Regions from separate parts of the Homo sapiens genome. Here region 2 is linked to region 1. A link is an interaction called in ENCODE POLR2A ChIA-PET data of the cell type or tissue named here. Cell type or tissue: Caco-2. All regions are shown on one strand. Links, peaks and the distances in the headings refer to the core of each region. The heading gives the core; the rest is flanking DNA.

Region 1 (15,575 bases), core at 547-8,546:
AGGGTACTGGGGGTCCAGGGGGTTGGGGCTGCCCCCGGGTTCTGGTATGGGTGGAGCACACTCTGTGCCCAAGGCCCAGGGGCTCAGCAAGGGGCAGGCGGGCCCCTCCCTCACCCTCCGGTCCTTGGAGGTGCCCCCTTCCCTGCCCTGGCCGCTCTGGTGGTGTGTGTTTGGGATCATGGCACAGACCTTCAGCAGGGAATCATTTTGGGAGTCAGCAGTGCCTCCTGCCCAGGCTCCAGCCCCACAGAAGCCAGGCCGGGCCCCACGCCTGGCCTCCTCCCCTCACCTCAGGGGCCCAGCACAGAGGGGGAGACCTGGTGGGAGAGTGTGGCCACCCCAAGGCCTGCGCCTGTCCTCATCTGGGCACTGGAAGGTCTGGAGCCCAGGGCTTCACCCTGCCTGGGGTGGTGTCAGAGGTGGAGGCCCGGCAGGGGCAGGAAGCTGGAGCTCTGGTCCCAGCTTTGTGCCCCACACAGGCCTCAGTTTCCCCATTGTCTCTCTTGTCAGCAGGGCCATGTTGTCCAGTGGCCTTCCAGCCACCTGGGAATGTTCTGAGGTTAGTTATAAGGGGAAGGGCTGCCTTACCTTCCCAGAGCGTGCTGGCTGGGCAGAGAGGCGTGGAGGGGCCTGGCAGAGCCCCCCGGGCCCTCCCGGGCCTCCCGGACCCCTCACCAGGGTGCTTTTGGCCTCTGAAGCCCCAGGAGAGGGCAGACTAAGCCCCTGGCAGAGGCCAGCCTGGGCATCTCAGGTGGCGCGAGACAGAGGGGCACCAGGCGCGGCCGCGGGAGCCGGGCTGCAGGAGGTGCAGGAGGAGGGAGTGAAGCAGAGTGCGGGAGGGATGGGGCTTCCTGTTTACCCCGAGCGCCCCCCGGCCTCGGACGGGCTGGCTCTGTCAGCCACGGATGTGGTGGAACCTTCCCATCAGAGGACGTCCCGGACCCGACGGGGGCTGGAGGGAGCTGCCAGGCAGGGGTGCCTGCGGGCAGAGGAGCCGTCTGCTCCCGAGCGAGGGTTTGGGCAGGGAGAAGTGAGGGTCCCCAGCCTTTCCTCTCACCTCTCCCTGCCTGCTCCGGCCCCTGACCCACGTCCCAGAGCGACACCCTCTGAGTTGAGGGGCTTCCATTTTCAGAGGAGGCAGCTGGCTCACAGGTGGAAGCCGCTTGTTCAAGGGTGGAAAACGGAGGCCCAGGACTGGAGTCCGGGCGCCTGAGCCTCGGGGGTCGCCCGGGGGACCCCTCGCCCTTCCCCTGGCCGCTCCCGTCTCCCTTCCTGGGGCTGCCCACTGCTCCAGCTGATGGCGTGGAGGAGTCCATGGCCTTGTGGGCTGGCTTCTTGGCAGGTCCCCACCGGCTTTGCATCTGAGTGTCCCCTTCTCCTGACATTGCCCCTACCCTGGTCCGGTCCACCCCGCTTCCTGCCTGGATAACAGTCGCCCCTCCTCGGCCTTGCTGGGCGCCGCTGCCCTTCACACCCAGTGCTCAGGGAGTTTCGCGGAGGGACACATCGGGTTGTGTGACCTCCTCCTAAGGCGCCACCACACTCAGCACAAAGTCCAGTCCTGCCGGTGCTCCATGCCCCTGCCCGGGTGCGCGCTCCACAGGGCAGGGACCCGGACCTGGAAGAGGTGACTTGGAGCAGGTGCGCAGAAAGTGCGGAGTCCCCCACTGCGCCGGGCGTGTCACCCGTTGGTGGCCTGGCAAACTTGAACTGCAGCGAGACGTGGGCTTAGAGATGGGAAAGTGAACCTGAGAGGGGCCGGCAGCCCGGGCAGGAGACACAGCCCCTTGGCCACACCCCAGGGGACCGGCATGCCCCACTGCTGGCAGCAGGTGATGGGAGCATCCCTGGGAGAACAGACTCCCCCCAGTTCTGCACACACTGCTGGTGCCTTGGAGCTCTTACCAGCCTGGGGGCTTAGCTTTGAACATCTTCGTGTTATCTTTTGGCAGACGTGAAGATAAATGCAGTTCCCTTAGGCTGTCCCTGGGGGGTCCCCAGTCCCAGGAGGGGCAGGAAGCCAGGGAATGCCCTGCAGTTCTCAGGTCCCCTGCCAGCAGTGCAGGAGCATTTGGCCGCCCCACACCCTTGTCAGCACTTGCTGTTGTCTGTCTTTTTCATTTTAGCCATTCTGATGATTTTGCAGTGGTATTGCTGTATTGTTATTTTTGTTCATGTAGGAAGGTGAAGAAAATCTTATTTTTTAAACGGCAGAATCCGTCCCTAGGGAGAGACTTGCTTCACAGGGGAGACACCTGGCTGGGGTGAGAGCGCAGTGTGGGCTCAGGGGGCTGTGTGCTGCAGGCTCCGTGGATGTCCCCAGCAGCACCCAGGGAGTCTGGAGGGGAGGAGAGAGAAGAGGCCTCCACTGTGGAGTGAGCCTGGGAGAGGGGTCCCCAGATGGACACTGGGTGCTGCCTGGCAGCTCACGAGGTGGGCACTGGTGGTCTGACTTGAGAAAGCCTTGTGGAGCAGCGTGAGCCCCAGATGGAGCCCCTAGTGTGTGGGGCACCCCTCCCCTGGGGATGCCTGTGCTTCTGGGGTCTGTGGGCTTCTGGGAAGGGTGTGGGGGGTCCCTCCCTGGAGGCTTCATCCCTGTCTCTCTTGCGGGGTTGTCATAGAGCTCCAGTAGAGTCAGGGACCATGGGTGCCCTGAAGGCTTCTCTGCCTCAGTTTCCCCTCGTGTCAGACCAGGGCATGGAGGGTCTTCGGAGCCCTGGGGAGGGTCCCGGGGTCTCCAGTTCCCAGTCATGGGGCAGACAGTTTGTGCCTGGGTCCTTCCCAGGAGGGAGGAAGGAGGGGTCCGTAGCTTCCAGCAGATTCTTGAAGGAGGGTCATGTGACCCTCGAGTGAGTTCAGAGTCCCCACCCAATGCAGCTGCCAGGGCCTCGCGTGTCCCTTCGGGGTCCTCAGCGCCACGAACGGGGCTGGTCCCAGTGTCCAGCTTCTGGGATCCCGCTCCTGCAGGCCCTGGAGACTGCTTCCCACCCCTGCTGAGGTTCCCATGGGGCTGAGGAAGGGGGACTTGCCGGCCCCCTGAGGCTGCCCTCACGCCTGGCGCCAGTACATGGCACAGAAGTCCCACTCGGTGGGCTGTGATTTGCCCAGGCCCGACAGATGGGGCAGCCGTTAACGTCAAGAGGAAAAAGCACTTCATCTCCCGCGACGGAAGGAGAAGTTCCCGAGAGCTCAGGGCCTGTGGGGCAGCCAGTTGAGGTGGCGGCAGTTCAGCAGCCCGGCCCCCAGCTGGAGCCGCCCTGTCCTCTCCCCACCTGCCCGCCTGGGGAGATCTGGGGGCCGCCCTGTCCTCTCCCCGCCTGCCCGTGTGGGGAGAGCTGGGGACCAGGCGCTCCAAGCTTTTAGGGGAGAAAATAGCGGGAGAGACGGTGTACGCCTGTGAGCAGGTGCTGCGTTCGGGTGTCTCCTCCTGGGGCCGTTGCCCTGGCCCTGCGAAGTGGAGGCAATGATCTGACCCCATCTACAGATGAGGAAACTGAGGCCCCATGGGAGTGGCTGCTCAAGCTCCCAGGGCCTTCCCCGGCAGGGCTGGACTGGAACCCAGAGCCACAGGGACCCCAGTCTCCGCAAGGCACAGTGGTGGGGGGCCCCTCCCCTGGGGATGCCCGTGTGTCTGGGGTCTGTGGGCTTCTGGGAAGGGTGTGAGGGTCCCTCCCTGGAGGCTTCATCCCTGTCTCTCTTGCGGGGTTGTCATAGAGCTCCGGTAGGGTCAGGGACCATAGGTGCCCTGAAAGCTTGTCTGCCTCAGTTTCCCCACGTGTCAGATCAGGGCGTGGAGGGTCTTGGGAGTCCTGGGGAGGGTGCCGGGGTCTCCCTGTTCCCAGTCACAGTGCACACAGTTTATGCCTGGGCCCTTCCCTGGTGGGGAGGGAGGAGGGGTCCATAGCTTCCAGCAGATTCTCGAAGGAGGGTCAACAGAGCCCCATGCAGGTGGCCCTGGGCTTCCTCCAGTCCCCGAGTCCACACTCCTCAGCACCAAGGCTGCCGTCATATTATCACTATTATTTAATACCCTTAAAAAATGTAAAGAGAGAAAGGGAAAAAAAGGCATCTGCCTGGTCAGGAATCTCTGTTTCCTCTCAGCCAGGAAACAGGAAGTGAGTGTTCGGGGAGATTGGGAACCAGCCCTCGAGAACAATAGAGCCCCCCCAGAGCCCCCCAGAGGGGAAGGGGAACTGCGTCAAGGGGTGGGGGCTGCCGGAAGCCTGACCTCTGCCCCGCCAAGCGCAGAGGGGGCCTGAGGCATAAATTTAGTCTCCTTTTCCTGATGAAAGGCTCAGATGCCCTACTGCTGGGGCTGGGGGGAGGGCAAGGCTGGCCTGGGTCCCTGGGGCCTTAGGGACCATCTAACTGTGCCCTCCTTTCACCTATGGGTAAACTGAGGCCCAAAGAGGGGAAGAGCCCTGTCTGGGGGACTGAGGGTGCCGAGCTCCCGTGGCTGTCTCGTTGGGGCTGCAGGCTTTGCTCGGCTTAACACCTGCTGGACCTGGGCACCCCCTCACGTCCCTGAATAAACATAGCGGGTTCTGGTGGAGGCGGGAGGGCAGTGCGGGCCCCTGCAGCCAGCCCTGGCCATTCCTGCCAGCCGTGTGACCCCAGGCAACGCCTCACCTCTCGAGCCTGGCTTTCCCAAGTCACCCTGGCCCGGAGCAGCCTGAGAGGCAAGGCTGCCACCAGCCCGTGCTCCCTCCAGCCCTGCCAGGTGTGCGTCCCCACCTTAGCACCTTGCAGTCTCCACCCCAGCACCCTGTCCTGCATCTCTCCACACCAGCACCCTGCACCCCTGCATCCTAGCGCCCTGTCCTGCATGTCTCCACACCAGCTCCCTGTCCTGCTCTGGGGGGCGGCTCCTTCACTCCCCACTAGTGCCCTAGGGTGACTGTGTGAAGGTGGTCCGGGCCCTTCCCCAGGCAGGGAGGGGACACGGGGCAGGTCCCTCCCCAGGCCCTGGCCATGACTCTGCATCAGGCAGGACACCCCCATGCCTATATCCTTGCTGCTGCCACTGGCCACCATCCTGGCCCAGGTGACACCAACTGGACTCTCAGCCGGGATGCTGCAAACCCGCCCAGCACCATCAGGCCTCTTGGGGGGGACTGCAGCTTCCTGAGCCACCCCTGCCTGGGCAATGACTGGAAACTCCTCTCTCAGGCTGCCCGGCAGACCCCCACACTGCCGGGATGGGGAGGGCTGCTCTGCCTAAGGGGCCTGCCCATCTGTCTGCCCGTGGACCCTACTCCACGCAGGCCTGGGTGGCCGGAGCGTTCAGGAAGCAGGTCAGGGCAGCAGGCCATGCCAGCCTCGGCCTCCCTCCCAGCCACCAGCAAAGCCTGAGGGTTCAGGGATGGCAGCTGATGATGGTGATGCTGATGATGGTGACAATGATGGCGGCGGCCACAGTGGCACCACAGTCTGCACCCCCAGCCGGCTCCCCCAACCACTCCAGCAGCAGGGATTTTTTTTTTTTTTTTTTTTTTTGTGACGGAGTCTCTCTCTGTCTCCCAGGCTGGAGCGCGGTGGTGCGATCTTGGCTCACTGCAAGCTCCGCCCCCCGGGTTCACGCCATTCTCCTGCCTCAGCCTCCCGAGTAGCTGGGACTACAGGCACCCCCCACCACACCCGGCTAATTTTTTGTATTTTTAGTAGAGACGGGGTTTCACTGTGTTAGCCAGGATGGTCTCGATCTCCTGACCTCGTGATCCGCCCGCCTCGGCCTCCCAAAGTGCTGGGATTCCAGGCGTGAGCCACCACGCCCGGCCAGCGGCAGGGATTTTTAAAGGAACGACATCCAGCAGGAAGGGCGAACCCTCCCCTCCTGGGCCCTTCCCTGGCCCTGGCTTCCCTGGGATGAGGGGTGGCTAGGTGTCCGCCTCGCAGGGCTGCAGGGGCCCAGGACACGGGGGAGGGGGGCTGATTCCAGCCAACCCACAGCAGGCCTCCACCCCAGGAGCCAGAGGGGATGCGCTCTCTAGCCTCTTCCACAGCCCTCCCGGGGGTGGTGGGCTGGGTTTGGCGGAGGGTCTCGGGGCTGTGTGCAGGGCTGTTACCGGCAGGTGCTGGGAGGTGGGGGGTGGCTGGGGCAGGACGGGAAGGTCACTCTAGCCTGAGGATAATTTCTACTTTATTTTACAATTCCAAAATGAAGAGTGATTTTCTTGCTTCTTGTTTGAGCTGGGCTGTGACATGTGCTTCCTCTCGAAGAGCCAGTGGATTTGATGAGAAGCACCGAGAGCACCGCCCGGCTCCCGGCATCTGCGAGGCCTCGCACAGGTCCTGTTCTGACGGCAGCGCTGATCAACGCTCTCCACAAACCCCACGAGGGTCGGAGGCGTCCGCATCACCTGCCCGCATACGGGGAAGGGCTGGGAGGCTGCAGGGCTGAGTCACCGCCGGGCACCCACTCCCTGCCAGCCCCCGGGAAGGACAGGGGCAGACGCGGCTCTTTCGCTTAGCCTCAGGGAGGTGGAATCACACAATTTTAGAGCCTTTATTTTAAGGAAAAGAGAGCTGCGTAAAAATAAATAAAAAAATAAATAAAGAGACTTTATTTTAGGGCAGTTGTAGGCTTACAGCCAAATTGAGAGAAGGTACAGAGGTCCCACGCCACAGCCCCCGCCCCGACGTGCGCAGCTCCCCCTGCACCGGAGCGGTTCGTCTGTGACGTGGGTGAACCTGCACTCACATGTCGCAGTCACCCGGGGCCCACGGTGTAATTGGGGTCACTCCGTGTAGCACATTCAGGGTCTGGGCAAGTGTATGAGGGCACGTGGCTGCCAGGACAGTATCAGGCACGGACGTCTCTGCCCTAAAATCGTCCGAGAGGCACCCTCTTTACGTGGACAGTTTAATGCATTTGGGCAAATGAGCACCCCCGTGTAATCGTCACCGCCAAGGATGGATAGGATGTTTCCCACCCCTCCGAAGCCCCTCACACTCTGCCTGACCCCTGGCAGCCCCGACGTGCTCTCTGCTGCTCCTGGGAGATTTGTGTTGTGGAAGCCAAGTGGCCAGTGCCCTGTGCCCAGCACGATGGCTTTTCTTTTTTTTTTGAGACAGAGTCTTACTCTGTAGCCCAGGCTGGAGTGCAGTGGCACAATCCTAGCTCATTGCAACCTCCGCTTCCCTGGTTCAAGCGATTCTCCTGCCTCAGCCTTCTGAGTAGCTGGGATTACAGGTGTACACCACCATGCCCGGCTAATTTTAGTAGAGATGGGGTTTCACCATGTTGGTCAGGACAGTCTCGATCTCCTGACCTCAGGTGATCCGCTTGCCTTGGCCTCCCAAAGTGCTGGGATTATAGGTGTGAGCCACTGCGCGTGGCCGTGATGGGTTAGGGTTGGTCAGTGCTGTGTGTGTCTGTGACTCAGTACTGCTTCGTAGGAGTCCACAGTCTGAGTGGGCCATGGTTCATTCATTCATTCATTCATTCATTTAGAGATGGAGTCTGGCTCTGTCGCCCAGGCTGGAGTGCAGTGGCACGATCTCAGCTCACTGCAAGCTCTGCCTCCTGGGTTCACGCCATTCTCCTGCCTCAGCCTCCCACGTAGCTGGGACTACAGGCACCCGCCACCACACCTGGCTAATTTTTTAAATTTTTAGTAGAGACAGGGTTTCACTGTGTTAGCCAGGATGGTCTTGATCTCCTGACCTCGTGATCTGTCTGCCTCGGCCTCCCAAAGTGCTGGGATTACAGGTGTGAGCCACCGCACCCGGCCTATTTATTTATTTTTTGATACAGGGTCTCACTCTGTCACCCAGGCTGGAGTGCGGCGGCGCAATCTCAGCTCACTGCAACTTCCGCCTCTGTGGTTCAAGTGATTCTCTGCCTCAGCCTCTCGAGTAGCTGGGATAACAGGCACACGCCACCACGCCCAACTCCAGGGCCACAGTTTATATGAACACATTTTAATTTCAGAGAGAAGAGAGTTTGGAAAAAAATTTAAAAATAATAACAAACAAAGAAAGGGTCCCTCCACTTCTCACAAGACTCAACATAGGATTACCACAGTCTCCAAAACTCCACGCTAGGTACATTCCCCTAGAGCAGGGATTCAAACAGACGCGCAATGTACACACAGCGTTGTGCTCACAGGAGCCGAGAGGTGGATAGACCCGGATGCGCATCCACGGATGAGTGCATTGACAAGCCAAGGCCCATCCGTACAGTGAGACACTGCTGAGCCGTAAAGAGGAATGAAGCTCTGGCCAGGGGCGGTGGCTCACATCTGTAATCCCAGCACTCTGGGAGGCCAAGAATGGTGGATTGTTTGAGCTCAGGAGTTCAAAACTAGCCTGTGCAACTTGGCAAAACCCTGTCTCAAATATTTAAAAAGGGGAAAAAAAAATTAAAAAAAAAAAAAAAGGAATGAGGCCCGGGGTGGTGGCTCACGTCTGTAATCCCAGCACTTTGGGAGGCTGAGGCAGGAGGATCAGTTTAGGTCAGAAGTTTGAGACCAGCCTGGCCAACATGGTGAAACCCCGTCTTTACTAAAAATACAAAAATTAGCCGGGTGTGGTGGTGCGCGCTTTTAGTCCCAGCTACTCAGCAGGCTGAGCCAGGAGAATCGCTTGAACTCCGGAGGCAGAGGTTGCAGTGAGCTGAGATTGCGCCACTACACTCCAGCCTGGGCGACAGAGCGAGACTCCGTCTCAAAAAAAAAAAATTAACACTAGGCCAGGCGCGGTGGCTCACACCTGTAATCCCAGCACTTTGGGAGGCCGAGGCGGGCGGATCTCCTGAGGTCAGCAGTTCAAGACCAGCCTGACCTACATGGTGAAACCCTGTCTTTACTAAAAATACAAAAATTAGCTGGGCATGGTGGCTCGCACCTGTAATCCCAGCTACCTGGGAGGCTGAGGCATGAGAATTGCTTGAACCCGGGAGGTGGAGGTTGCAGTGAGCCGAGATCACGCCACTGTGCTCCAGCCTGGGCGACAGAGCAAGACTCCATCTCAAAAAAAAAAAAAAAAAAAAAAAATGGAATGACACCCTGGCAGGAGCTGCGGCATGGACGAGCCCTGAGTGATTCCATTGACAAGAGATGTCCACAGCGGGCAGGGCCATAGAGACAGGAAGCAGCTTAGTGGTTACCAAGGACCGCAGGAGGAGAGAACGGGGACACACACCTGAGGTGCGTGGAGTTTCACTCTGGGAGCATGAACAAGTTTTGGACATAGATAGTGGTGGTGATCGCACCCTATTGTGAATAGAATTCCCCTGAGGGACACCTAAAAATGGCTAAAGTGGCACAGCAGTGTGGAGGTTCCTCAAAACATTAAACATTGCATGTAACCCAGCAATCCCTCTTCTGGGTATAGACCTAACGGAAATGAAATCGATGTGTCTAAGAGATAGCTGCAGGCCACGGGCGTCGCACGCTGTTCATAATAGCCAAGAAACAAAGTTAGTGCATGCATGGATGAATAAGTGTGGCGGATACACACAGCGGGGCACTGTTCACCCTTCAGCAAGGAGACCTGTCACTTGTGATCACATGTGTGAACTTGGAGGTCACAATCTTTTTTTTTTGAGCCAGAGTCTCACTCTGTCGCCCAGGCTGGAGTGCAGTGGTACAATCTCGGCTCACTGCAGCCTCTGCCTCCCGGTTCAAGCAATTCTCCTGCCTCAGCCTCCTGAGCAGCTGGGACTACAGGGGCCCGCCACCACACCCGGCTAATTTTTTAGTACTTTTTTAAGTACAGATGGGGTTTCACCATGTTGGCTAGGCCGGTCTCAAACTCCTGACCTTAGGTGATCCTCCTGCCTCGGCCTCCCAAAGTGCTGGGATTAAAGGCGTGAGCCACTGCGCCTGGCCTAAGGTCACAATCTTAAGTAAAATAGGCCAGGCACAGAAAGACAAATCCCACATGCTCTCACTCATATGTGGAGTGTGAAATAGTGGAGCTTAGAAGCAGAAAGTGGGGCAGTTGCTCCCAGGGGTGGGCGGGGCGGGGTGGCCAGATGTTGGCGGAAGGCCACAAAGTTTCAGTTGAGGAGTGGGTGCAATATCTATGGGACACAAAGTTTCAGTTGAGGAGTCAGTGCAAGATCTATGGGACACAAAGTTTCAGTTGAGGAGTCGGTGCCAAGATCTATGGGACACCCAGCGACTTGAGTGAATAAAGGCACTGTGCTCTTGAAAATTTCCGAGAGAGTCTTTCTCATCACCACAAAGGTAAGCACGGGAGGTGATGTAGGTATGAACTGGCTCGACGTAGCTGTTCCCGAATGTCCACATAGACCATAACGTGCCATGTACCATAAATATGTACCACGTTTGTCAATTAAAAAACAAACAGGCAGGGCGTGGTGGCTCACGCCTGTAATCCCAGCACTTTGGGAGGCCAAGGTGGGCAGATCCCTTGAGGTCAGGAGTTCAAGACCAGCCTGACCAACATGGCAAAACCCCGTCTCTACTAAAAATACAAAAATTAGCCGGGCTTGGTGGCAGGCACCTGTAATCCCAGCTGCTTGTGAGGCTGAGGCAGGAGAATTACTTGAACCTGGGAGGCAGAGGTTGCAGTGAGCCGAGATTGCCCCACTGCACTCCAGCCTGGGAAACAGAGTGGGACTCTGTCTTAAAAAACAACAACAATAACAAAAAAATAAATAAAATAAGTAGTCAGTGCACTAGGGAAAGAAAAGAATATAAAATACAATGCCTAATTGTTAAAAAAAAAAAAAAAACGTAGGCAATAAGACTTCAGAGGAGAGGCCGGGCGCAGTGGCTCACGCCTGTAATCCCAGCACTTTGGGAGGCTGAGGTGGGTGGATCACCTGAGGTCAGGAGTTCGAGACCACCCTGGCCAACATGGTGAAACCCCATCTCTACTAGAAATATAAAAATTAGCCGGGCATGGTAGCGCATGCCTGTCATTCCAGCTCCTCAGGAGGCTGAGGCACAAGAATTGCTTCAGCTCGGAAGGTGGAGGCTGCAGTGAGCCGAGATCATGCCATTCCACTCCAGCCTGGGCCAGAGTGAGATTCGGTCCAAAAAAAGACTTCAGAGGAGACCCTGCCTCCTGGTGCTCTGTACATTCTTCCCCTAAACTGGGCTCAACTTCCTTGTTTTATGTAAAAGTTGGGCAGATGGAATTAAGCCCTCAGAGCATTCAACTTACTTCATAATTTTCAGAGCCAGCCGGGAGTGCAGGAGGGAGAACTTTCCTGTGGACGTCCTGTGTTCTCCAGACGCAGAGAACCCTCATCAACCGAGGGGGAGGTCACTTCCGAATCCACAGATGGCGTGTGAGTGCATGGCGAGCGCCTCCAGGACACACTTACTGTTCCCTTGCTCTGGCCAGACGCCAGCCGGACCCTGTGTGTGCGCGCCGTGCTGCTCTTTGCAGCTGCCTGCAAGGGGTTCCTGCGAAGACCAGCACCTTGGGGAAGAGCCTGCGGCTGAACTTGAACTCGCAGCTACCTGAGTCAGACCTGTGCTTTTTCACCTCTACGGAAGATGTCAGAGCGTTTCCCTAGCAATGTTTTAGAAGTTACTTCTGTCTGGAAAAAAATGGAAAAAATGGCAAATTATGTTATGTATAATTTGATAATTTTAAAGAATTAATGATGTAATTATTACTCAAACCCACTGAATTGTACGTTTTATTATTATTATTACTATTTTCTTTTTTTTCTTTCTTTCTGTTTTTTTTCGAGACGGAGTTTCACTCTTTTCGCCCAGGCTGGAGTGAAATGGTGCAATCTCAGCTCACCACAATCTCTACCTCCCGGGTTCAAGTGATTCTCCTGCCTCAGCCTCCCGAGCAGCTGGGATTACAGGCATGCACCACCACGCCCATTCAATTTTGTATTTTTAGTAGAGATGGGGTTTCTGTATGTTGGTCAGGATGGCCTTGAACTCCCAACCTCAGGTGATTCGTCTGCCTCGGCCTCCCAAAGTGCTGGGATTACAGGCGTGAGCCACTGCGCCCGCTTATTATTATTATTTATTTTATTTTATTTTATTTATTTGAGACAGAATCTCCCTCTGTCGCCCAGCCTGGAGTGCAGTGGCGCGATCTCAACTCACTGCAACCTCTGCTTCCCAGGTTCAAGTGATTCTCCTGCCTCAGCCTCCCGAGTAGCTGGAATTACAGGTGCCCAACACCACGCCCGACTAATTTTTGTATTTTTAGTAGAGACAGGGTTTCACCATATTGGCCAGGCTGGTCTCAAACTCCTGACCTGGTGATCCACCCGCCTCAGCCTCCCAAAGTGCTGGGATTACAGGCATGAGCCACCGAGCCCGGACTGAATTGTACATTTTAAATGGGTGAATTGTATGGTATATAAATGATTTCTTAATAAAGCTGTTATTTTTATTTTATTTTCAAGGTGGAGTCTCACTCTGTCTCCCAGGCTGGAATGCAGTGGCACGATCTCAGCTCACTGCAACCTCTGCCTCCTGGGCTCAAGCAATTCTCCTGCCTCAGTCTCCCTAGTAGCTGGGATTACAGGCGCCCGCCACCACACCCAGCTAATTTTTGTATTTGTAGTAGAGACAGCATTTCACCATGTTGGCCAGGCTGGTCTCAAACTCCTGACCTCAGGTGATCTGCCCGCCTCGGCCTCCCACAGTGCTGGGATGACAGGCATGAGCCACCGTGGCCAGCCATAAAGGTGTTATTCAAGAAAAAGAAGAAATGCCTCAGACCTGAACGCTTCCCACCATCTTGGCTGAGCGTTTGACCACATCGGTGGATGCCCCACTGGGTTGCATTCTAGTCCGTGCCGATGGCCTCTGCGGGGGCTCCTTCCAATCCCTTGAGACGTGGGCCATGTTGTAGGGGATGCTGGCAGTTAGTGGGAAGTGTGAGCACTGAGGGGCCCCCAGTCCTGGAGAGGAAGCCTTCTGGGCTGCGGGTCTCTCTCCTGCCAGGCATCCCGGGCACCATGCAGCCCCTGCCACCCTGGGCTCAGCCTGCCCCGTGCCCTCTGCAGTCCTTCCTCAGCCAAGGGCAGCTCCTGGAGTTTAGGGGATGGGAGTGGACTCCTTCTGGGGTGGGTGGAACCTCTCCTCCACCCAGCTCAGCAGACCGGTTGTGAGGTTGCCGCGTAGGCACCATGGGCAGTCGGGGGTAAGGATGGATACCTCTCGGTAGCTGATGCGGGGCTCACGCTGGGCTGGCACTTTAAGACAGATGCCGGAGGAGCAGCCAGGGGTGTTTGTGGGGCACATGGGCCGGGCCAGGCCAGCGCCTCTCTGGGACCTCAAGCAGGAGAGTGGTCGGTCCAGCCCGGGAGGGAGCCTGTGGCTAGGCCTGTGCAGGAGTCGGGGGGGACTCTCGGTGGGGACCCTCCCGGCAGCCGAAACTGGGGGAGGGAGAGCAGAACATCTGGCCCTGCTGGGTTGGGGCTGATGCTTCTGTTTAGCCGTAGCAGCCTCCCTGGGGTTGATTTCCTAGAGCTCCTACACCCCCAGTTTGTCCGGGGCCCCAGCCGTAGCTGCTACTGGGGGCCTCAAACTCCCCCAGGGCAGCCAGGACCCCAGGGGCTGTGGAGCCAGGGGCAGAGTGGAGGTGGGGGTCGGGGGAGGGCTGCAGCCGGGCCCATAGTCCCCACCCTGCAGGCCGGAGCAGGAAGGGCTGGCGGGAGCCAGGGACAAAAGGCGGACGTGCAGCCGGCCATGTGTGTCCTTATCACAGGCTGCACTCCCAGCACAGCAGCCTGCGCGGAAACGCTCCTCTCCGCCGCCTTCCTGCCTGGAAGCCCGGAGGCGGAGGCGGAGGCGCTGGAGGCCCCCACCCAGCGGGACGGGAGGCTGAGGGGAGCAAGGGGAGCGAGCGGAGCCAGGTGGGGGCAGATGTGCAGGATGGGTCAGGGGCAGCGGGGTGGGAGGCCCAGCCTCCGGGGTCTGGAGGGTTAGCTGAGTACTTCACGCTGCACTGATCTGTGGGGCCGCCGTGATGTGGGTGCTAACGCTCTCCCCACCTGTTGGATGGGGAAACTGAGGCCCAGGGCAACAGTGACCTCTCGAGGTCAGGCCCCAGCTAGGTGAGGCACAAACTCAGTCCAGAGGCGGCCCCGGGGGCTCTGCCGTCCACCCAGGCTCTGGCTGACAAGGGGCCCTCCTGCTGTGCTGGCTCCCGAAGGGGATGGCCCGGACTGGGCCCAGCTGCCCTCTGGTGGATATGGGGCCACCCCAGTCAGGGTGGGGCTGACAGGGTCCATGCTCCCTCCCGCCCTCGGACGTGCAGACTTGAAGAACGCTGGCGGGCGGGCTTGGGGGCCTAGCACCGGCCAGGTCACCAGTGCTACCTTCCTCTGAGTGAATCTGCCGGAGGACTGAGCTGGGGTCCGGGAACGGCTTCCCAGCAGGCCCTGCAGCCTATTCTGCCCCAGGCGTAAGTCATGCTCCCTCCCTGGGAGGACATGGCTGCTGGTGGGGTGCTGGGGCCACATCCAGTCCTCTTGGCTTCTTGAGGTTGGGGTGATGACTGCCCCCAGCACGTGAAACCCATGGGTAGGCGGTGGGGACTGTGTTCCTGCCCTGATGACACCTGCTGTGGGAAGGCACCAGAGCCCCTGCAGGCCCCCACTTCTGCAGAAGCACGGGGGGTGGGGGGTGGGGGGCGTGGGAGAGGCCCACAGAGGCTTGTGCCCCTCTAACCTGTTCCGTGGTGACAGGGCTCTCGCTTGCCTCCCGGGGAGGCATCCTGAGCCCAGTGGCTAGATTCAGGTCGTGGCCCTGCTGTGAGAGGGACCTTTGCGTCCCTGACTGACAGTGGGTGAGCCAGGCCGTGAGAGTCTTTTTCTGTTGGCCGTGGCTGGAGCCTGTGACCTGCAGGCCAGAGAGCGCAGGGCCACCTGCAGTCGCCGACCGGGCCCATTGTCATCTGTGGATCTGGCTGTGCCTCAGTTTCCCACCCATCAACTGGGGCTGGGGCTGTAGCTGAGTGGCGCTTCCTTGGGGGGTGGGAGAGGAGAGGCTGCCATATCCAGAGCACGTCCGCCCTAGGCCCTGGCCCGGCCCGGGGCCCTGCCTCCGCTAATTTGAGAGGATAGAGGAAGTCCCCTGTGGCCTCTCCCCTTCTCAGCTGACCTCACCCATCTGGGGCTGCACAGGAAATGCCCGGGTGTGCTGGGGCCTGACCCTTCTGCAGAGCCGGGGCCCCAGCGCCAGCCGCCCGCCATCTGCTGACCTCTGGCCAGGCTCAACGCCACACTCTCCAAGGCTGACTCAGAGCCCTGGGAAAGGGTCAGGGGCTCCCACCTCCGTGCTGAGCTCATCAGGGAGGGGCTCAGCACCTGGTCACCTCTGTGTCCTCACACCCCAGGCTCTGCCTGGCTGCTGCCTGCCTGGTGGTCAGTGCCTGTCACCCCCACTGTCCCCTCCAGGCCACAGGAAGAGTCTGAGCAGGGAGAACCCTGGTCTCACGGGCTCCCAGGGCCCTGGCACCGAGGGTGTGAGGAGCCTCTCCTGGGACAAAGGCCGAGGGGTTCCGGGGGTCCTTGGCCTCCGTGGCCGTTGGCATGGGGCCCCCCCAACGACCCGCAGCCGGCAGATGGGGCGGCGGCTGCAGTTCCCCCAATGCTCACAGCGCGGCGGTGTTTC
Region 2 (15,575 bases), core at 3,987-11,986, 300 kb after region 1:
GGCGCGTGGAGGCGGCGCACTACCAGCTCGTCTACACCTGCAAGGTAGGCGCGCGGCGGGACGGAACCGGGGACAGACCCGTATCTGACGCTACACGGCCTGCGGGGAGAAGCGGCCCGCCGGGGATCCGGGAGGCGGCGTGGTCAAGTCACAGGAAGGAGTGGAGCCACCCCTTGGGGCTTCTGGGAGGGAGCGGAGGCGGACCATGAGGAGGGGTGGAGCCGTCCCTGGGGCGGGGCCTTCCCGGGAGAGGGCGAGGTTGGGGGTGGGTGGAGCTATCCCTCGGGGGCGGGGCCTTCTCTGGAGAGGGTGAGGTGGCTGGAGCTACCCCTAGAGGGGCGGGTCTTCCCGGGAGGGGCGTGGCGGCCCTCACAGCCTCACCAGCTACCCTGTCCCAGCCAGGTCTGCGGGACTAGGTCCTCCAAGCGCATCTCCAAGCTGGCCTATCACCAAGGCGTGGTCATTGTGACCTGCCCCGGCTGCCAGAACCACCATATCATCGCTGACAACCTGGGCTGGTTCTCGGACCTGAATGGGAAGAGGTGAGGCCTGTACCCCAGGGCTGGGCCAGAAGGCCACCCAGAAGTACCCTGGCCTCCCTGGGGGAACCTTGCCCTAGTGTTGAGGTTTATAGATCTCACCTGGGAAATCCAGCCACCTTATCAATACAAGACACACAGTTAAATGAGAATTTCCTATAAAGCCCAGATAGCTTTTGAGTTTAAGTATGCCCCAAGTAGGGGGTGCGTTTTTATTTGTTAAATTTTGCCAGCCCTGTGGCCCTGCCTCCCTGCCTCTGCCTGCCCTCTGCCATCACTGGCAGCCTTGTCCCTCTCTAGCGTGGAACTTTTTTGCCCTCTGCCATCTTGGGGTGGCTGGCCCACAGCAAGGCTTGGGGTGTGGACCAGGAGGTGTGGCCTGGGCCCTGGCTGCTGGGAGAGCAGTGGAGGTGGTGCCGGGAGCCTGGTCCGGGCCTTGCCTGGCCGGGAGGTCCTGGGCAGGACAGTAACAGCGACAGCAGGTCTGAGACCAGCATGCCAGGTGCTTGGTGGTACCTGGCCCTTGGAGCTGGGACTGTCCTCCCATCAGACCCGGGGCTGCAGATTCTTCCCTCTGGCACATAGGGGGCAGGAGCAGGAGACTGGGTTCCTGAGGCGGCGCATACCGGCAGAGACACAGGGCTGGTGAGGGCACACAGGCCAGCGTCTGAAGTGCCCGTGTGGCCTGATGCCACAGGAGTGCTGGGCCTGGTGCTTGCAGCTCTGGCCTGGCCATGGGGCGCCCTGAGGGGACTGAAGTGCAGGGCGGCTGGGGGGCCCTGAAGAGCCATGTTGCCTCCCTGCCCCCCAGAAATATCGAAGAGATCCTGACGGCCAGAGGCGAGCAGGTGCACCGTGTGGCGGGCGAGGGGGCCCTGGAACTGGTTCTGGAGGCTGCAGGGGCCCCCACATCCACTGCAGCTCCGGAAGCGGGTGAGGATGAGGGTCCCCCCAGCCCTGGCAAGACGGAGCCGAGCTGACTCCTGCGCTCCCCGGCACTGTGGGACTTCGGCCTTCCAGAAGGAGGTTTTGGCCCTGGGCCTCTCTGGACGTGGCCTGTTTTCTATCAATAAACAGACATTACTTCCAGATGCTGGGGCCTGTGGCCCTCGTGGCCTTTCTTTTTCTGGAGTTAGAACGATTGCTCTGAATCCCTGGTGCTGCTGGGTGGGACATAGGAGCCGCAGGACCTCTCGCCTCACCACAGTTCCTTCTACACAGAGTCACCCAGCTCTTGCCCACAGAGGCCACAGTCGCGTGGAAAGGGGGCTGGATGTGGCGTCAGAGCCCTTCCTGGCTGTCGCTGCGTGACTTTGAGCAGGTCACCACCCCTGTGAGCCTCAGCCTTCCTCTGCAAGGCCCTTGCCGCCCCCCTGGCCAGCTCTGGCGGCCTCCCTTCCGTGAGCCAGTGCAGACCTGAGCCCTGGTCCTCGGCCGCCGGCCGTCGGCGAAACAGTGAGCAAACCAGGCTGCCTGCTGGCCCAGGCAGGACGAGCAGCTATGGCGTGGCCGTGTGTTAGGAGCTCCAGACCCCTCCCGGGGGAGCCACCTGGGCCTCCTTCCCTCGGTGGACAGCGCTCTGGACGTCCCCAGGGCCCTCCGAGGTGTGTGGGGTTTGTCTCCCAGCCTTGTCTGTGCGCAGGATGTTCCCGTGTTTATGAAAGCGAGCAAACACAGCAGCCTGTTTATTTGCAGAAGCGTTCTGGGCAGCGTAACCTTCAGCATTCATCACCCGCCACACTCCGGCAGGGAAGAGAATGGGGCGAGGTGGGAGGTGGAGGCAGGACTGAGCACGACAGGGACCCAGTGCGGCCCCTCCCAGCGGGACACGGCCAGGACTGCCAGCTCACATCCGGCCCGTGGGAGGCCGGGGCGCGGCGGCATCGTTCCCAGTGTGCTTGTGGCGTGGGCTTTGCCTCGATTACCCCCTGTCCTTCTTTCAGCCAACAACCCTCTATTATTCCCACCCAGAGCCTTCTGTGCCATTTGTGGAAACTGTCCTCTTCTCGGCTGAGCCACCGGCACCCAGGCCTGCTCCTCCATGGAGGCACTGGCTGGGGGTCTCTTGGGGGCTTGGAAGTGCAGTGGGGCTGGGCTTGGCTTGGCTGCCTCACTGCCTCCAGAGGGCCTGGACCAGCATGTGGGGAGGTCCAGGGAGCCGTCTGGACCTGGAAGTGCAGAATTAGAGCAAGGAGAGCCGCTTGGGCCAACCCCTCCTCTTACGGATGGGGAGATGGCGGCTGGTAGTTGGGATGTGGACGTTACCATGTCTTTTCTGTCTGATGCCAGCACCTCTGGGCCCAGGCTGGCCCTGGAGGGAAATCCTTCCCAAGGCTGGCACGTTCCTAGAGAAGACCTATGGCTACCCCCCGCGTGCCAGAAGCATCCCGCCAGCTCCTGCCTGAGGCCCCCTGGACCCTGTCTCCCTCCGCCCTTCCCTCCCCGCAGCCCCAATCCCACAGCCAGGTTTCTGCAAGGGGCTTTGCCATCCTAATCTCCTGCCACTCTACACCCCCCCGCCCCAGGACATCCCTGCCTCCCGGGCACGGTTGCTGGCCTGGGCATCCCTCGTCACAGCGTCTCTCCAAGCAGGTTCCTCGGCCGCACCTTCAGAGGCTGTCCCAGCCAGTAGCGTGGGCGGCACTGCTGCGCTTCCCTGGCTGTGCGCGGTCCTGGGCCCTGCACGGTTACTTGGACCCTGTGTGCGTGTACCACCACACGCAAGCTGGCTGGGACCCTGGACCTGGAGTACACGTTGATTCTGGTTCCCAAGGCCCCTTCTGGGGTGGAGGAGGCAACGGAGTCAACCAGCACAGAGGCTGTGGCTGCCAACATGGCCAGGTGGGCTGTGGCGAGGGGCAGCAGGACTGCCCGGCGCACCTGTGTGTCCCCTGACGGGGGCCCCGTGGGGGTGCCACCCACCACAAGCAGCGCCCAGACAAGCCCCAAGACTGCAGATCTGCCGTCGGCTCCTCCACTGTGGCTCAGTGTCCAGACCCTGAGCCCAGCCGGATCAGACTCCAGGAAAGGACCTCCCTCCCCCGGGTGCTGGGTGGGCGGCAGCAGGCTGGGTCCTCAGGGGGTCGTGGGGCTGACCTGGGGGCTGCTGCTTCTGGGGGCTGGTCCCGGCCACGTGAGTGTCAGCTCAGAGCATGCTCTGTTTCCCTAGGGGCTGGGAGCGTGAGGAGGTAGGGGTGCAGGAATCAGTGGTGACAGCAGGCAGCCACTTCACCCCTCTGTGCCCCAGCTCCCCCGTGGTTAAATGCAGTGGGAACTCCATCTCTCTGAGGTCTCAGAGGGCCCAGACAGTGGGTATCTGTGGACACTTTGCACAGTGCAGCCTCTTACCGGGTTAGGCCCCCACCCGGGACTAAGCCCATACGGACCACACTCACTTGGCCGACTTTATTTTTCAGGAAAAACAGAAAAACAAATGTACCTCTTGGGTTGGAAAGGACCCATTGACAACATGGCACAGACGTGAGCAATAAATACGCACATACATTCAAGTATGCGGGGGGGCGCTACGTCCTGGAGACCCTGTGTTCGGGCACCTGTCCCTGCTCTCGGGTGCGGCCCTGCCCCTCCAGAAGCAGGTCACCTCACCAGGCCCAGATCTGCCTCTCCATCCTAGCCTGAGAGTGGGGCCTAGAGGCACCCTCCTAGATGGAACTGCCAGCCCTGGGGGCTGTGGGGCCATGGTAGGGCCCTTGGCAGTCTTGGGAGGTGCCAAGGCTGGGTCTGGACAGGAGGAGGCAACCTCAGGCCCCTGGGGCCCATCTCAGGCTCCAGCAGGTCCTGCCAGTCCTAGGATCCCGAACTTGGTGCCCTGTGAGCCCCCTCCCCATGGAGAGAGCAGTGATGTCATCTCCCCCAGCTGGTGGGAGGAGGGGGGTTCTCATATGGGGGGTCTGCAGGGTTGAGCTGAGTGAAGCCTCCCCAGCTTCCACTGACCACCCCCCCACTTGGGTGAGGGTCACAGAGCCTGGTGCTACCTCCCACCCTGACTGGGCACTGCTCTTGCTGCCAGTAAGCATCCCTAGGACCAGGCCCTGCCCTTTTTCCTGGCTTGGGGTTTTGGAATGTCGAAGTTCATGCCCAGCCATTCCCTCTGCTTTAGAGATAGGCCCGGCTCCTGTCGAGGCCCCTGCAGGGCCCTGGGACTCGGCGGGGGGCACCTCAGGGCTGCCACTGCAGCCTGGTCTGCCATGCGTGGTCTGGGGGGCCTTCTGTGGTTGCTGACCTCTGGCCGGGGAGTGGGGAGACAGGCTTGGAGGGAGCCCTGCCCCAGGACGAAGCTGGAGGGGTGGAGCATGCCTGTCACACGGCCATCCCAAGACCAGCTCTGGGGGGACAGAACATGGCCCTGTCCTTGGTGGCCCCAAGAGGCGGCTCAGAGACACCTTTGGGGAGGGTGGGGGAGACAGCAGGGTTTCACATTTGGCAGGGCAGGGCAGAACGGGAAGGGCTTGGGGGAGAGGATGCGGGAGTCTGACAGCACCAGGTCGGGGCCGACATGCCGAAGGCCCCGTCCGGCCTGCGGCAGGGGCAGAAGGGAGGAAGCTGAGGGCCATGGGGGCCAGCCCGGGATGGAAGCACGCCCTCCCACCACGGGCAGCTTGGCCTGAGCCTGTCGCCCTGGGTCGGGGAGGCCGTGGGGCTGCATGCCCAGTGCCTGTCCTCGGCAATGGCCTCGGGAGGACGTGGCTGTGACTGTGAGACCGGCGTCCAGGAGTGGGGGCAGGGTGGGCCTGGCGGTGGGCACAGGGCCTTAGCTCGCACCAGGCTGGCACTGCTGCTGGGGCTCGGGCGGGCCGCCTGCCCCCTGCTCCGGGCCCCCGGCGAGGTCCACCCGCTGCTCGTCCATGCGCTTAGCCTGCACCCTCTGAATGAGGCTGAAGAAGTCCTCGTCCGGCATGGTAGGGCCCCGGGGCAGTACGTCAGGTGGCGGGCAGCGCTGGTCATCGATCCTGGAGGACTGGGTGGACACAGTGCAGTTGGCGGCCTCACCCCCCCAGCCCCAGTGGTCCGGGGCTGGTCAGCAGCGGTGGTTCCAGAGGCCAGCGTGCACTGTTCACGGGCTTCCCCCTGTCCACCCAGGAAATTGGTTCTGGGGCCTGCCTCGCTCTGGGGTCTTGTGCTGGGAGCCCGGGCCCTGAGCGCAGTCTTCTGGTGGCCCCGCCACCAACCCGCAGGAGCCCAGGGCAGGCCCGCCCAGGAAAAGCAGGTCCAGCGATTCCCACTGGGCATGGGTGTGCCAGGCCCAGGAGACAGTGGCTAGGGCGGCGTTGGATGCCTGCTCCCCACATCTGCTGATCCCCAGGGACGGGCATGCGTGGCCGTCCCTCTGCCCAGCCCTGGAAACCAGCACAGCCTGGGACTGACCCTGGCAGGCCTGAGGTCTCAGCTTCCAGAGCCCGAAGTGTGGCGCCCCCCAGGGCTTCCCCTTGTGTCAGGTGGCTGACCCCGTGGGCCTCGCCTGCTCCAGTGTGCAGGCCAGGGGGCCAAGGGGTTGTCTGGGCTTCTCTGAAGCGCCTGGAGCAGGAGGGACGGGAGCTGGCGCAGGCATGCGTGTGGATGGGGGACTCTGGGCCTCTTGGGTGGGGCTGGTTTGGAGGTGGCTGGTCGGACGCCTGGCCCCGGGCCGAGGTTTCCTCTCTGCTGTGGGGAGGACGGCAGACCTGGAAACGTGCTGGCTTGGTTCGTGGTGGGCCAAGCGGCCTCCACCCCCAGCCTGTTCCCAAGTCTACGGACCCTGAACCCCTTCCCAGCAATGGCTGCACCCCACAGGGATGGCGAGACCCCCAGAGTTTGAGGTCCTAGTTGGGATAGCAGTTGGCTCAGCAGTCTCCACTCCGGCCACCCTACCTGGCTCACCCCCACACAGATGAGGAGGTCATTCCTGGCGTGGCTGCCAGGCTGGAGCCCCGGCCCTGGCTCTGCCCTCTGGGGCTGGACCCTCCGCCCATGCCGTCCACTGTGTGGTCCCTGGATGGTCCCTGTTTTTGTCCCACCAGCCAGCTGGCAGCCCTGGATCCCCCTGCCCTCCCCACTCTGGGGGTGCTATCTGGCCCGTGTTTTCCCTGCCGGGTGTGGAGGGCTGGTGGGGAATCCCTGAGGCCATGAGCTCCAGGACCTGTGACCCCCCAGCCCCCACCCCGAGTTCCTGCATGGCAGGGGGGTGGCACAGCCTGGGAGTGTCCTGGGGTTGCCAGGGGGGGTCTCTGGTGTCTCCAGCAGCCCGGGGTTCCCAGGAGTAGGGCTTCAGGCTCAGACACCCCTGGTCATGTGGTGACACTGGCTGAGTCCCCCAGGAGTCCCTCAAACATGACCGGAGATGGCAGAACCAGCGCCCACCTCACCCCTCAGGACACAAGTTGCCTCCACACACGTGGATGGCAAAGGGGCCGCGAGCCACGCCCGCCCAGGGCCGCAGCCCACCTGGTACTTGATGAGCATGTTGAAGAAGTCGTCCCCCGGCTCCTGGGGCTCGCCGTGGCCTCGGAGGTGCCCTGCATTGCTGTGGGTGATTCGCAGCCCCGGCAGGCTGCCCACGCTGGCCCGCTGGTCGTCCAGCCGGCGGCTCTGGGAGCTGGCGATGAGGTCGAAGAATTCCTCGGTCTGGGGCGAGGCCGTCATCGAGGGCTGGGCTGCGGGGGGCCAGAGGGTGAGACCTGGGACCCAGTGCGGGGTCAAGCCCGAGGCTCGGGCTGCGGCCACAGTGAGCTCTGACCTCTGAGCCCAGCCCAGCCCACTGTGCTGCTGGGGCCATGGCTCCTGGGGGAGTCTCCGCTGACCGGCCTAGGCAGCTCTCAGCTGCTCCCCCTGCTGTGGCTCCCACGCCCACCTCAGGGGCTTCCAGGGGGTGACAGGAGGAGACAGGAGGAGAACGCCAGTCCCCCACGCCCTGCCCCCTCCCTGAGACTGCCCCTGCAGCCTGAGTGTGTCCCGGAGGGCGGGCTGATGACACGCTTCCCGGGATGCTGCTCTGTGGGGGCTGCGGAGGGCGCCCTCAGTGACAGGGTGCTCTGCAGCTGGCCTGCTGGTCTGCCCCCGAAAACTCCTCACTGGAAGCAGGACGGGAGCCCTGGTCCTGGCCCCTGCAGACAAGCCCAAGGGAGGGCCCGGCTGAGGGGGGCACTCACCGATCCTGTCCTCCAGGGTGGGGGCGGCCGTGGCCTCGGCAGCCCCGGCCTGGCCATCGTCCAGGGGACAACGCTGGTCGTCCATGCGGCTGCTCTGGAACTTGGTCAACAGGTCAAAGAAGCACTCCTCGTCCGAAGACGGGGCCCTCGGGATGCTCTGGGGAGGGAGTGGGGTCACCGCAGCCAAAGCTAGCCCCGCAGACCCCCAGACGAGACCGGGGGCTGCTTGCCCAGGCCACACACACTTCTGAGACCCTGGCCAAGATCGGGACTCTAACCTGCCCCCTGTCGGCTACCCCTCCCCCAGAACGTGTCACCCACCCTCGGCACCCGGCTACCCCTCCCCCAGGACGTGTCACCCACCCTCGGCACCCGGCTACCCCTCCCCCAGGACGTGTCACCCACCCTCGGCACCCGGCTACCCCTCCCCCAGGACGTGTCACCCACCCTCGGCACCCGGCTACCCCTCCCCCAGGACGTGTCACCCACCCTCGGCACCCGGCTACCCCTCCCCCAGGACGTGTCACCCACCCTCGGCACCCGGCTACCCCTCCCCCAGGACGTGTCACCCACCCTCGGCACCCGGCTACCCCTCCCCCAGGACGTGTCACCCACCCTCGGCACCCGGCTACCCCTCCCCCAGGACGTGTCACCCACCCTCGGCACCCGGCTACCCCTCCCCCAGGACGTGTCACCCACCCTCAGCACCCGGCTACCCCTACCCCAGGACGTGTCACCACCCTCGGCACCCGGCTACCCCTCTCCCAGGATGTGTCATCCACCCTCGGCACCCGGCTACCCCTCCCCCAGGACGTGTCACTCACCCTCGGCACCCGCCGACTGCCCCGGACTTCTCCCCTCTCATGGGTGCTACCCCAGTCCAGGCCTCTGTCCGTCACCTGCCCTGGGCCAGCCTCCCCAGCCTTGGCCTGGAACACTTCCCAGACATCCCGGGAAGCCTCCCGTGCCTCCTGTCCCTGTGCCCACCACACCCTGTGTCAGCCCTGCCATGAGCTCCCTGTGTCCATGCCCTACACAGCCCTCACCGGTGTCTGCTGTGTGAATGAACTCGAAGGAATGAACCCCGCCCTGGGCCTCAGTCCACACACCCAAACAAGGGAGGCTGGAGGGCGTGGTCTCCTGTGGCCCCCCAAGGGGCCCAGCTGAAGCAGGTCCACCCCGTGACCCAGCCTCACAGGGCCTGGTCCGGGCCCCAGGGCTGAAGGGTGTTTGTGATGGTTCCAAGCCCCGTCCACCTCCCGACCGGCGCTGGCAGCCCCTGCCCGGCCCCAGCCTGTCCATCTCACGGCTGGTGGCCTCTTCCAGGTCTGCAAATGCTGGGCTCACAGCTGAACGAGTTAACAAGAGACGCAATGTTGGTGGAGATGGCACCTCCCGGGTCCCCGATGCTGCCTGGAATTCCCAATACCTGACCCCCACAGCCCAGGAGACGGACAGCTGTCTGACAGACAACTGGAATTCCCGACACCTGACCCCCACAGCCCAGGACTAGGGCTCCCGTCCTGCTTCCAGTTTTCTGCTGGACTCGGCCCAGGGCACAGGAGAGTGGGGCCTAGAGACATGTGTGACCTACCCAAGGTCATGCTGGAGCAAAAAAGAGCTGGGATTCAGACCCTTGAGCTGAGCCGAGGGCCCTGTGGACAGCCCTGTTTTAGGAGAGACCCCACCTGGCTCTGGCCCCTGGAGTCAGTCCCCAGCTGTCACGGAAGCCTGAGGTACCTCCTGTCCCTGAGGCAGACCTGAGGAGGGAGAGTTCTAGCACCCCCTTCTCCCCGCAGGGCTCTCCTCCTGCAGCCTGGCTCAGGCCTAAGGCAACACCCCCACTCCCCCGGATTCCCCAGCCAGGAGGGAGGGGAGAATTGGCCCAGTCTGTGGGGAGGGCCACATCCACTTGGGCCAGGGCTCTGGGAGCTGCAGGTCCAGGCAGAGGGTGGCACTGGGGTTGCCAGCCTGAGTGCCAGTTGGGGCCACACAGGTACCTCCCCAGGAGGATGTGGCCTCCTGGTCTAAAAGGAACTGGCTCCTGGGCTATGATGACCTAGGGCACAGCCGCGGGGGGCCTCTGCCTCTGGCCCAATCTGGACTCCCCCAGGTGACCCGGGGCCCAGGTGGACTGAGCAAGGTCCCTCCTGGGAAAGGCAGGACCCGTCAGGGGCCATGTCCCAGGCCCCATGGCAGAGCCCCTCTCAGGGTCCTATGTCGGGCAGCCCTCCCCTTCCCTGAGGCTGGGGCCAGCTGTTGAGGGGCTGATGCCTCCCTCACATGGGGGCAGGGGCCCACGACTGCAGGTGCAAAACCGTGGCTCAGTGCCTGGTACGGGGAAAGGCTCTGGATAGTTTGGGGCTCCTGGAGCCCCTCAGAAGCAGGACCCTGGGCCCCAAGGCCACCTTCCCCTGCATTTATGTCCCAGTAGAACATATCCAGTGGGACTCGGGGTTCCGCCTCCCTGCTCTAACCTCTCCCTTGCCCCAAGCCCTGGCTCCCTCCTTCCCGGAGGCCTCAGAGTCCCTCCTGCAGTCTGACTCTAGTCTCTCTTGCTTTGGCACAAGCCCAGTTTCTCCTGCGGAGGAGGGGAATGCACCCGGCCCAAGACCACCCCACCCGGCTTCACAGAGGCCCGTGTGCTCCCTCAGCCTCCACCTGTTAGGACCCCAGGGACCCCAGACTCACGCGGATCACAGGCTGTCTCCACAGCAGCAGGGAGCCACGCTGGGTGCTTGGCCACACAGAGCGCAGGCAGGACACAAGGTGCCCAGGGCCACCACCGCCCTGCCCAAAGTGCCAAGTGCTGCCTCAATGCTGGGATGCCTGAGGCTTAAATAGGACCCTGGGCAAGGGCTCGGCCCTCCTAGCGCCCGCCCCTGCTCACTTGAGTGCGTGCACACACACAGGCTCACACACACGCACGTGGGCTCGCACTCACACACAGGCGCACTCCGTAAACACTCCCCCAGCAAGTGCAGCAGTGAACCTCCCCCTCCCCGTGCCTGTGGGCGGGCACACTGGAGGGCTGTGTGGGCAGACAGCCTGCCGAAGAGCCCTTTTCCCGCTGACACCTGGGCCCCTGGGCCTCCCTCCAGAGCTGGGCCAGGTGGGGAAAGCCACCTCTTTATTCAGCCTGACTACGGAGGCAGGCGCAGAGGACCTGGGCGGGTTGCTGTCCTCATCTGGACTCCTCTGTCCGGGACGGCCCTTCCTGTCCCACAGCCCTCGGTGGCTCCCCAGTGCCCTGGCTCAAGGGCCTCCCGGCCAGCTCAACTCAAGCCTCTGGTTGCTGCCTCTCTGTCTCATTCCTGGTTGGACCTACACTGTCTCCAGCCTCTGAGGCCAACCCTGCCCTGTCCCCTACCCTCCACCCCAGAATGAGTTCTCTGGACCCCCAGACCACACCCAGCCACACCGCCTCAGATCCCAAAGCCCCGAATGTGCTGGCTGCAAGGCCCCTGCACTGTCTGGGCACAGGGTGGGGAGGGGCAGGGGCTGGTTGGTCACCAACAGCAACGGCGCAGCATCGGTGTCACCAACAGCAACGGCGCAGCATCGGTGTCACCAACAGCAACGGCGCAGCATCGGTGTCACCAACAGCAACGGCGCAGCATCGGTGTCACCAACAGCAACGGCGCAGCATCGGTGTCACCAACAGCAACGGCGCAGCATTGGTGTCACCAACAGCAACGGCGCAGCATTGGTGTCACCAACAGCAACGGCGCAGCATTGGTGTCACCAACAGCAACGGCGCAGTATTGGTGTCACCAACAGCAACGGCGCAGTATTGGTATCAGCTGCACTTTGCAGATGAGGACCCCAACTGAGAGCTGAAAGCCCTTCCCTGAGGACCCCAGCAGAGGGGGAAGGGGGCCCACCCGGCCACTGACGCCCCAGGGATGTATCCCCCACCCACCCTCGCTGCAGTCCCCATACAGGCTGCCACCAGGGTGCAGACGGTCCTTACTCGGAGGTACCCAAGGTTCTGACCTCGGTAAGGCCAGTGGGGTTCAGGTCAGCAGAAAGCCAAGAGGCCCTGCCACGTCCTCACAGACCCTGGGAACCCCGTTTGTCTGGGGCCAGGATCTTGGCTGTCCCAGGCGTCCTGCCCCGCGGTGGTTGCAGGGGCCAGGGGAGCAGGGCCCGCAGCAGGTGGGGGCTCCCTGGGGCCCTGGCCAAGGCCTCCAGAGTGCTGGGCCAGGCAGCTGGACACTTGGAACTGTGTCCCCTTGCCCTGCTGGCCCAGACCCAGGGCAGTTTGTTGGGGTGACGTGAAGCCTGGAAGCCCTCAGAGGCTGTGCTTTCTAGAAAGCCATCAGCCCCTGAGGCCGGCTGACTGGTCTGTCCCACACATGCTGCCAGCCTCCCACTCCTTCCTTGGCGGCCCAGATGTGATGGGCAGAGCCAGCTGTGGACAGGGCAGACCCAGCTGTGGACAGGGCAGGGCCAGCTGTGGACAGGGCAGGTGTCTGGGTCCCAGTCCTGCTCCTCCCTCCAGGCCCAGGGAGGCTGGGGGATCACCGGGACCCCCGGGAAGGCCTGACCAGGTGCTCCCTGGGTGCCCTTCCCTCCACACCTCTCCCATCAGTGGACGGATGGACCTAGCCCAGATGGTTGGGCAGTGCTGGGGCTGAATGAGGGGAAGGTAGGCTGTGCCCTGCTGGTGGGAAGGATGGGCTTGGGCAGCCTCGGGGGGCTGCGAATCCCAGCCCAGCACCCACACCCCTCTGCAGGTTGGTGCCCACGGAAGAACAATTTCAGACTATTTCTAGTGGTTTGGACCCAGCCGTCCTGCTCGGGGGAGCTCCAGGCTGACCTCCGAACCCGGACTCGGCCCATCGGTGCCCCTGAACACCAACCAGCTCTCCCGTGGCTGGGGTGGCCCTGGCACAGCTGACACCTGCCAGGCACAGGCCCGGCCTGTCACCTGTCCCCCCACCAACCCCGAGTCTGACCACCAGTCTGTCTGTCCCCCGTCCGTCCACCCATACACTTGGCAGTCACTGCAACTGCCCCACCCCTCCCGCCACCTCTGTGTGCCACAGCAACGCGGGGGGCTCCTGGCTAGCCCTGAGGACCCGGGTGGCGCCCAGGCTGCGCTGCTGCTGCTTGCTGGGCTGTGACCCTCTGCTCCACTCGTGACCTTGAGCCCAGGTGGGGTAGGGCAGGGTGGGGCCTCCCAGCCCCTGACCAGGAGGAACCCTGAGTGGACCTAGCCCCTTGCTGTCCCCTCACCAGGGGCTCTGCAGCCATGCACAGGCCACCCAGCTGCATCCCCTCCATGACCCCACTCACCATCGGTCCTGCCCCGGCCCCTGCACCCACAAGGAGAGGCCCCAGTACCTTGGCCCAGCTGGAGCTGCAGGTGCTTCCACACCAGGGCCTGACCATGGGTGTGGCTTAGGGGCTTCCCACCCACCCCTTGGGTGCCCCTCAGGCCCCTCTGCTCAGGGACCCCCGCCAGGTGTCAGAGATCCCAGGATTCCCCCAGGGACTGTGTTGGCCTCGTCCACCCCTCCAGGGCCCTGGTAGGATACACAGGCTTGACCTCACTGGCCAGAGCCTCCAAGAGCCACCTCAGGAAGGGGCACCCCATCAGGGGATCTGTGCAGCCCGGCTCTCACAGTGAAGGCAGCCAGTTCCTTTCAGGGACACGCTCCTGTGACTAGCGGATGGGTCTGGAGGGTCCCAACAAAGGAGGGTGGGGGCTGGAGTCAGAGAGAGAGGCCACCTGAAGGCTGGGAAGAGCCAGCCCCCAACTGGTGAACAAGATGGAAACTGAGGCCCAAAGAGAGGCGGGGCGTTCCATGCAGAAGAGCCCAGCCTAGAGTCCCCAGGAGGCTCCTCGGTGGCCGGGGCCTCTGAGGCCAGGTGCGACCACAATGCTAAACACTGAGCCCTGCCCAGAGCCCCCACCGGGGTCCCAGGACAGCACTGCACCAGGTGCACCGGGGAGGGACCCCTGCCTCCCCGGAGTGCCCGGGCCTGACCTGGCCCCGTTGGCTGGCAGTGGAGTTGGGGCGCAGTTGCCAAGCTCTCCTCCCTCTCGGCCTGGATCTGCCGTCAAAGACGCCTACCGTGCGTGGCACGTGCACCCGGACGTCGGCGCTGTCCAGCGGGGAGTGGCTGCCCTCCCGGGGCCTCCTCTCAGCGTCCGGGCCTTCCTGGTACTTCCTGCTCCTCACGGGGAGGGGTAGCGAGTCCCTGCTGGGCCCCCGCCAGTCCCCTGAATGGTGGCTGTCTCCATTCTGCTCCTGGGGAGGGGTAAGGCTGTGCGTGGCCTGGGCAATTGTGAACCAATGTCCCCATCCCAGGACCCTGAAGGGAAGGCCAGGCCGCCTCCATTTCATGGATGCACGCCGTAGGTGCCCAGTACCCAGAGAGGAGGAGAGGACTGGGGCTGTGGGCCCTTGGCTGGGGCCGGGAGAGGCAGGGTGGGGTGTTTGAGGGCCAGTGGCCCCCGCAAATGTCAGCCGGCTTATACCAGCAATGACAGTGACTGTGGGCGTCCTTGGGTCTCGTCCCCACAGCAGAACCCTGACGGCCATCCACAACTGAACACAGGCCACACCAGAGGAACCAGAGGCTCAGAGAGATCAGGCTGCTGGCCCAGGCCACACAGCACCCACTGCCGACAGGCACAGGGCCAGCCCAGGGCCCTACGCCAGGCAGCCCCCGAATCTGTCTGTGTGGGTCTGCTGAACCCCAGCCAGTGTCTGCACCTGCAGCAGCTGTGCCCACTTTGGGTCAGAGTCCGAGAGGGCAGGGAGCAGGCAGGAGTGGGTGCCCCTGTCTGTGGGCTCCCGAGGGTGTGGTGGCATAGCAGCTGGGTGGAGTATGGGGGCCTGAAATGTGTGAGGACCATGCCTCGCCTGGGGCACAGCTGGCCAGACGCTGAGGGACATGGGTGAGCAGGTGGCAGATGGGCCATGCAGGGCATCAGGCCGAGGAGGGCACATTTATCTCCCAGCAGACAGGGGCTGAGGTGGGTGGCGGTGGCTCTGCCTCATTAACCCCGCTGCCCATGCTCTGGCAGCGGCTGTGCTGACATCGGTCCCGTGTCCCTGGCTCACCCGCTCCAGGGGGAGTCTCAGCAGGTCCCAGGTCTCCGCGCTCAGCCTCTGCGTCCTCTTGGGTCTGGCCCCTGAAGACAGAGGGACCCGGTCAGCCCAGCACCACCCTGGCACCTCGCATTGGGTGGGCCAGGCCAGAGTCTCTGGGGGGCCAAGGACCAGCCCGGCCATGGCTTTCTGACAGCCAGCCCCCCTTGTGGAGGCGAGCGCCATGTCTGAGTGTCCTCTGCGTCTCCCCGACTGTACTGTCAGAGTCAAAGGGGACAGGTGTCGAGACAGAGCGCGTCCTGGCTGGGGCCAGGTGGGGTCTGGCTTTGGCTCCCTGTGCTGGAAGGGCCCGGCTCTGGACAGGCCTCTCCCCTGCCGCACACAGGGCCTCCCCCGTCAGTCCTGCTGTTCCCTCTGCCTGGATCACCCTTCCTGTGGCCCCTGGTCACCTCTGTGAGGCCACCCAATCCCCCCTCCTGAGGGTGCATCATGCTGTGCCCCGGAGGCAGGTGGGGCGGGCCTGTGGGTCCACTCCCAGCTCACTGCGGGCAGCCCAGGCCAGGGTCGGGGACGCAAAGGCCTCAGATGAATCCCCCAGACCAGCTCTGCCGTGGGACCTTCCCCGGGCTCCTGTCCATCCCTCCTGGCCCGGGGCTCACCCTACTGGCCGTGTCTCCACCCAAGGGACCCCCATCCCCTCTAGCCGCAGTGGGGTGGTGGGGCACAGCTGCCTGACCCAACACTGGCCAGCTGCAGACTCAGCGGAGCCACCAGTGCCTGTCCCGGGCCCCTGGGAAGCCCCACAGCCAGGCCCACCTTCAAGC

What was found. ChIA-PET counts read pairs that join two places held together with the same protein. Peaks named below come from ENCODE experiments on the same cell type or tissue, not always from the same donor. Only the 100,000 strongest peaks of a DNase experiment are listed, where the experiment ranks them.
Region 2: POLR2A ChIA-PET joins it to region 1 with 5 read pairs; 2 of 35 experiments call an interaction of 5 or more read pairs at or near these places.

What each region holds. Positions count from the first base shown.
Region 1 is chr9:136,644,644-136,660,218 of GRCh38, reverse strand. LNCEGFL7OS (lncRNA EGFL7 opposite strand) reads left to right here. Exons shown (of 2, transcript NR_135132.1): 2 at 11,154-11,609. It overlaps LOC102724193 (a long non-coding RNA gene), which reads right to left and starts at 13,535. Exons shown (of 4, transcript XR_930443.3): 1 at 12,675-13,535; 2 at 11,140-11,521; 3 at 6,701-6,823; 4 at 6,123-6,525. It also overlaps a transcript of EGFL7 not described here. RefSeq lists enhancers at 4,493-5,117, 13,162-13,858, 13,859-14,556, silencers at 13,370-13,559, 14,170-14,219, 15,380-15,509 and a cis regulatory region at 13,187-15,575. In Caco-2, for the core only: no CTCF peak of the experiment used is centred there; DNase peaks (open chromatin) are centred at 1,678 and 4,698.
Region 2 is chr9:136,347,956-136,363,530 of GRCh38, reverse strand. GPSM1 (G protein signaling modulator 1) reads right to left here. Exons shown (of 14, transcript NM_001145638.3): 10 at 14,764-14,834; 11 at 13,768-13,944; 12 at 7,685-7,841; 13 at 6,981-7,189; 14 at 3,930-5,517. The coding sequence ends at 5,311. DNLZ (DNL-type zinc finger) reads left to right here. Exons shown (of 3, transcript NM_001080849.3): 1 at 1-44; 2 at 403-542; 3 at 1,351-4,048. The coding sequence ends at 1,519. It overlaps LOC124902309 (a long non-coding RNA gene), which reads right to left and starts at 162. Exons shown (of 2, transcript XR_007061863.1): 1 at 79-162. RefSeq lists silencers at 1-51, 152-431 and an enhancer at 10,520-10,814. In Caco-2, for the core only: no CTCF peak of the experiment used is centred there; a DNase peak (open chromatin) is centred at 8,731.